2 separate regions of the Homo sapiens genome follow, and region 2 is linked to region 1. A link is a loop called in an ENCODE intact Hi-C map of the cell type or tissue named here. Cell type or tissue: ovary. All regions are shown on one strand. Links, peaks and the distances in the headings refer to the core of each region. The heading gives the core; the rest is flanking DNA.

What was found. Peaks named below come from ENCODE experiments on the same cell type or tissue, not always from the same donor. Only the 100,000 strongest peaks of a DNase experiment are listed, where the experiment ranks them.
Region 2: it touches region 1 in a loop (6-fold over the local background); 12 of 110 quality-filtered maps call a loop at or near these places.

The regions. Positions count from the first base shown.
Region 1 is chr19:15,149,008-15,151,810 of GRCh38, reverse strand. No RefSeq gene overlaps it. Among named protein-coding and RNA genes, the nearest start is that of HACL2, 25 kb to the right of the region's middle. In ovary, for the core only: a CTCF peak has its summit at 1,216 (motif pointing right); a DNase peak (open chromatin) is centred at 1,170.
Region 2 is chr19:15,561,136-15,563,938 of GRCh38, reverse strand. No RefSeq gene overlaps it. Among named protein-coding and RNA genes, the nearest start is that of CYP4F8, 53 kb to the left of the region's middle. In ovary, for the core only: no CTCF peak of the experiment used is centred there; no DNase peak of the experiment used is centred there.

The DNA.
Region 1 (2,803 bases), core at 45-2,544:
CAGCAATCCTGAGATGGACAGAGTCCTCGCTGAACTCCAGCTGGGCTGGCCCTGCCCCTATCCCCCAGTGTGACTCTGCCAGCTCCTCCACCAGCTCTTTCTTTGAGCCTATTTCTGTTTTTAAAACAATAAATTTTTTTTTTTTTTGAGACAGAGTCTCACGCTTGTTGCCCAGGCTGGAGTGCAATGGTGCGATCTCAGCTCACTACAAACTCCGCCTCCTGGGTTCAAGTGATTCTCCTGCTTCAGCCTCCCAAGTAGCTGGGATTACAGGTGTGTGCCACCACACCCGGCTAATTTTTGTATTTTTGGTAGAGACGAGGTTCCACTATGATGGACAGGCTGGTCTTGAACTCCTGACCTCAGGTGATCCACCCACCTTGGCTTCCCAAAGTGCTGGGATTACAGGCGTGAGTCACTATGCCCAGCCAAAAAAAATTTTTAATTAAAAATATTTAAATATTTGTTCAATGAATACATGAATGAATGGAAATGGTTAAGGTTTTTTTTTTTTCTTTTGAGACAAGATCTCGCTGTGTTGCCCAGGCTGGAGTGTAGTGGCATGATCACAGCTCACTGCAGCCTCAACCTCCTAGGCTCAAGCAGTTCTTCCACCTCAGCCTCCAAAGTAGCGGGGACCACAGGAGCACACCACTGCACCTGACTTATTTGTTTATTTATTTAATTTTTTTGAGATGGAGTCTCACTCTCTTGCCCAGGTTGGAGTGTAGTGCCATAATCTCAGCTCACCGCAACCTCCGCCTCCCGGGTTGAAGCGATTCTCCTGCCTTAGCCTCCCAAGTAGCTGGGATTACAGGCATGTGCCACCACACCCAGCTAATTTTTGTATTTTTAGTAGAGACAGGGTTTCACCATGTTGGCCAGGCTGGTCTTGAACACCTGATCTCAAGTGATCTGCCTGCCTTGGCCTCCCAAAGTGCTGGGATTACAGGCATGAGTCACCATGCCCGGCCTGTCTCTAAACTCACTTCTAACCCATCAAAAAATTCATTGGGCTTCACCTTCACAACCCATCCAGATGGGCAAGTCCTCACCACCTCCATGTGCCCACCATGGCAAGCCCACTTCCAATGGCCCACGTGGTCCACACTGATCCCATTATCATCGGCCTGGACCAGCCTAGTCACCTCTTAACCTGCTGTGTCCAATGCCTCACGCACAGTTTTCCCATAGCCACCAGAGGGCGTCTGGGAACACCTGAGCCTGGGGATGTCCCTCTTCTGCTTAGACCCCTCCATAGTCCCACCTCATTAGGAGTAAATGCCAAGTCCTCCCCTTGATCTACAAGGCCTACACAACATCCCTCTGTCCCCTCCCTGTGCTTACCTGCTCCCTCTCCCTCACTGTCTCTCCCTCACTATTCCTCCTTGCTGCTCCTGTACCAGGCATGGTGCAGCCACAGGGTGTTGCCTCTACCTGGAATGCTCTCCTCCGTCTTGACTCATTCCCTCATTCTTTTTCAATTGTGAATTTGGGGTCTTTGCCTGGCTGGAGAAGCCACGCTGATCCATCTCTAGCCTAGAGCTGAGATCAGAAAATTGGGGCAGTCAAGGAAGGAGAAATTGGAATGCTCTCCTCCGTCTTGACTCATTCCCTCATTCTTTTTCAATTGTGAATTCGGGGTCTTTGCCTGGCTGGAGAAGCCACGCTGATCCATCTCTAGCCTAGAGCTGAGATCAGAAAATTGGGGCAGTCGAGGAAGGAGAAATTCTGAGCTGACCGTGATTAAACATCAACAAGGACTTTTCTGACCATCCCATTAACAATGGCAACTCTCCCCTGATTTCTCAATTCTCCCTTTAGGTCCTCTTTTCTGTTTCTAGCACTTAGCTCTGATGTAACTCACTTGTTGAGTTATCCTGTTTGTGGCTGATTGCGCGGCTGCCTCCCTTAGTACCTTCTGCTCCTCCAGGGCAGGTATCTCTGCCCATTTAGTTCCCTGCTGTGTCCTCATGCCCTCAGAAGCACCTGTCACAGAGGAGCTGTTCATGAAGATGTGTGTAATGAAAGGTGAGTCGCTGAAACTCACACTCCTGAAAGCACAGCCTCCAGAGACAGACTCCTGGGTTCCAATCCTGATGCCAGGACTGAGAATGTGAGCAAATTAAACCTGCTATACTCTGCCTCTCAAGCAGTGCAGAGCAGAGAATAAGAATCCCAGGCGTCCTCATAAGAAGTTAGAGACCGGCTGAGTGTGGTGGCTCATGTCTGTAATCCCAGCACTTTTGGAGGCCAAGGCAGGCAGATCACCTGAGGTCAGGAGTTCGAGACCAGCCTGGCCCATGGCCAACATGGTGAAACCCCGTCTGTACTAAAAATACGAAAACTTAGCCGGGCGTGATGGTGGATGCCTGTAATCCCAGTTACTTGGGAGGCTGAGGCAGGAGAATTGCTTGAACCCAGAGGCAGAGGTTGCAGTGAGCTGAGACTGCACCACTGAACTCCAGCCTGGGTGACAGAGCGAGACTCAGTCTAAAAAAAAAAAAAAATGTAGTTAGAGACCAAAAGATTCCTAACACTGTCAGGGCATCTTCCTATTACCCGTGACTTCAGAAGATCAATCTCCACTTTCATAGATGAAGCTCAGAGGAGCAAAATTAGCTGACCAAGGTCACCCTGTTCCTGGTAAGGCACCAGCATTCAAATCTAGGCTTGTGATATTACAGAGCTCTACTTGGTATTGCTGCTGGTCACTGAGGGGCTGTCCTTGAGCATGAAATTTCTGCTCTAGGTAATGGGCATTTTTTTGCAGCTAGTGATCTTCTCATCACTGGAGGCAAGC
Region 2 (2,803 bases), core at 171-2,670, 410 kb before region 1:
GCTGAAAGCAGAGAGGGAAACCCAGGTACAGCCAGGAGAAGAGGCGGAGAGAGAAGAGAGTAAAGAAGAGAGAGGGAAGAGAGAAAGAGAGAGAGGAAGGCTGATTAGAGTCCTGAAAGGCCCAGCCTGAATCACTGCAGGTTGTCAGTGGCTTGGTTTCAGTTACCAGGAACCCATCAGCCCCACCAGGACCAGCTCCCTGGAGCCACCCCAGCCTTGGGCAGTGCCCCTCCCTCTCCCAGACCAGGACCCTCCAGCCCCGACAGTTCCAGCCTGGCACCTTCTGTCAGGAGCAGCTTGTCCCACACAACTTCCTCTTCCCTCCTCCTGGGGCTTCTTTGTCCCTGGCCCCTCACCTAGGCAAGGCTGGGCTGGGCTGGGCAGTCAGGGGCAGCCAATCCCCGTAGGCCATAGGCCTGGCTGCCTCCTCCCTGCCTGGGCAGCTGGCCAAAACCTGCAGGCAGTATCAGCTGGGTGCAGAGAGGAACCAAGTCAGTGTCACAGTTCAGAGTGGAAACTGGATCTTCAGCCTTCAGTATCTCCTGCTTGAACCTGGGGCCAAGGTGACTCTGGGACCCCAAGTTTACAGCTGCCCCTGCCCTTCCAAGGCCACGTAAATCATGAGGTTGGGAATTCAGGCGTCAGGCAAGGAGAACCAGGCAGGCCAAGCCTTGCACCCAAACATCTCCCACAAGTGGGCTGGGAGGACACCATGCACCATTTCTCGGTGCAGAATTAGGAGACTTGGAGAAGGGAGTCTCTGGCCTCTGACTGCACAACCTGGCAGAAATTCAAGTCCTGCCTCCAGCCAGCCCAGGGCTGAGGTGACACATGATGGCCAGGAGCAGGAACAAAGAACAAAGAATCCAGCCCCGCTGAGGATTACCCAGGTCAGATTCTGGGGATTAAGAGGAGAACTGGAAGAGTAAACCAGGCAGCTGTGGTCGGTTTTGTTTGTTTTAATTAATGCAAAACAGATTTATCTGCATGCACAGCAGTGAGGATTAGGAAACTAGATAGAAAGGAAAGAAGCCTTCAGCAGCAAGTGAAACTCATCAAGACTCTTTTTTTTTCTTTTCTTTTCTTTTCTTTTCTTTTTGGAGGCGGATTCTCGCTCTGTCACCCAGGCTGGAGTGCAGTGGCGTGATCTCGGCTCACTGCAAGCTCCGCCTCCCAGGTTCATGCCATTCTCCTGCCTCAGCCTCCCAAGTAGCTGGAACTACAGGTGCCCACCACCACGCCTGGCTAATTTTTTTGTATTTTTAGTAGAGACGGATTTCACCCTGTTAGCCAGGATGGTCTTGAACTCCTGACCTCAGGCGATCCACCCGCCTCAGCCTCCCAAAGTTTTAGGATTACAGGCGTGAGCCACCGTGCCCAGCCAAGACCTTTAAGTAGCTGACTCTAGGATCTCTATAATGGGAAGACTTACTCAGTCTAGAAGGTGGGGTGGGAGGCACAGGGGGCAAGAGTGAGAGGGGCCATGAGCGGACAGGGTCAGGCATAGGAGGGCAGAGCCAAGGGACTCTGGGTGGAGTCCTCGTTGTGCCCCGTCCTTGCTCTGACTGTGAGCAGTGCTGGGTCTCCTGGGCTCAGTCTTCCTATCTGGGAAATGGGATGTTGGCCTTAAAGGGGCACATCTTGTCCAGATACTGTCCTGAAATCCCCTGTTGGGTGTTCTCAGCCCTCAGCCACTAAGATGAGGGTGAGTGGGGTTTTTTCATTTTTTTGATGTTTGTTTTATTTTGTTTTGTTTTTGAGACAGAGTGTCGCTCTGTTGCCCAGGCTGGAGTGAGGTGGCGTGAACTCAGCTCACTGCAAGCTCCGCCTCCAGGTTCAAGCTATTCTTCTGCCTCAGCCTCCCAGGTAGCTAGGATTACAGGTGCCCACCACCACACCCAACTAATTTTTGTATTTTTAGTAGAGACGGGGTTTCGCCATTTTGGTCAGCTGGTCTTGAACTCCTGACCTCAGGCAATCCACTCGCCTCGGCCTCCCATAGTGCTGGGATTACAGGCGTGAGTCACCACGCCTGGCCAAGACTCTTAAGTAGCTGACTCTGGGATCACTATAATGGGAAGATTTATTCAGTGTAGAAGGTGGGGTGGGAGGCATAGGGGGCAAGAGTGAGAGGGGCTGTGGGCGGACAGGGGGCAGGCGTGGGTGGGCAGAGCGGAGTGACTCTGAGTGGAGTCCTCATTCTGCCCCGTCCTTGCTCTGACTGTGGGCAGTGCTGGGTCTCCGGGACTGGGTCTTCCTATCTGGGAAATGGGATGTTGGCCTTAAAGGGGCACATCTTGTTCAGATACTGTCCTGAAATCCCCTATTGGGTGTTCTTAGCCCTCAGGCGCTAAGATGAGGGTGAGTGGGGTTTTCTGTTTTCTTGGTGTTTGGGTTTTTTTTCGTTTTTTGTTTGTTTGTTTTTGAGGTGGAGACTTGCTCTGTTGCCAAAGCTAGAGTGCAGTGGCGCGATCTCAGCTCATGGCAAGCTCCACCTCCAGGTTCAAGCTATTCTTCTGCCTCAGCCTCCCAAGTAGCTGGGATTACTGGCACCCGCCATAACGCCTGGCTAATTTTTGTATTTTTAGTAGAGACAGGGTTTCACCATGTTTACCAGGCTGGTCTTGAACTCCTGACCTCATGATCTGCCCGCCTCGGCCTCCCACAGTGCTGGGATTACAGGCGTGAGCCCTCAAGCCCAGCCCCAAGATGAGAGTAAGTTTGAAGGATGGAGCTGCTGAATGAGAAAATCAGGATAGGTGTTCCTCCTGTAATTGATCGAATGTTGGGGAGATGTCCAAAA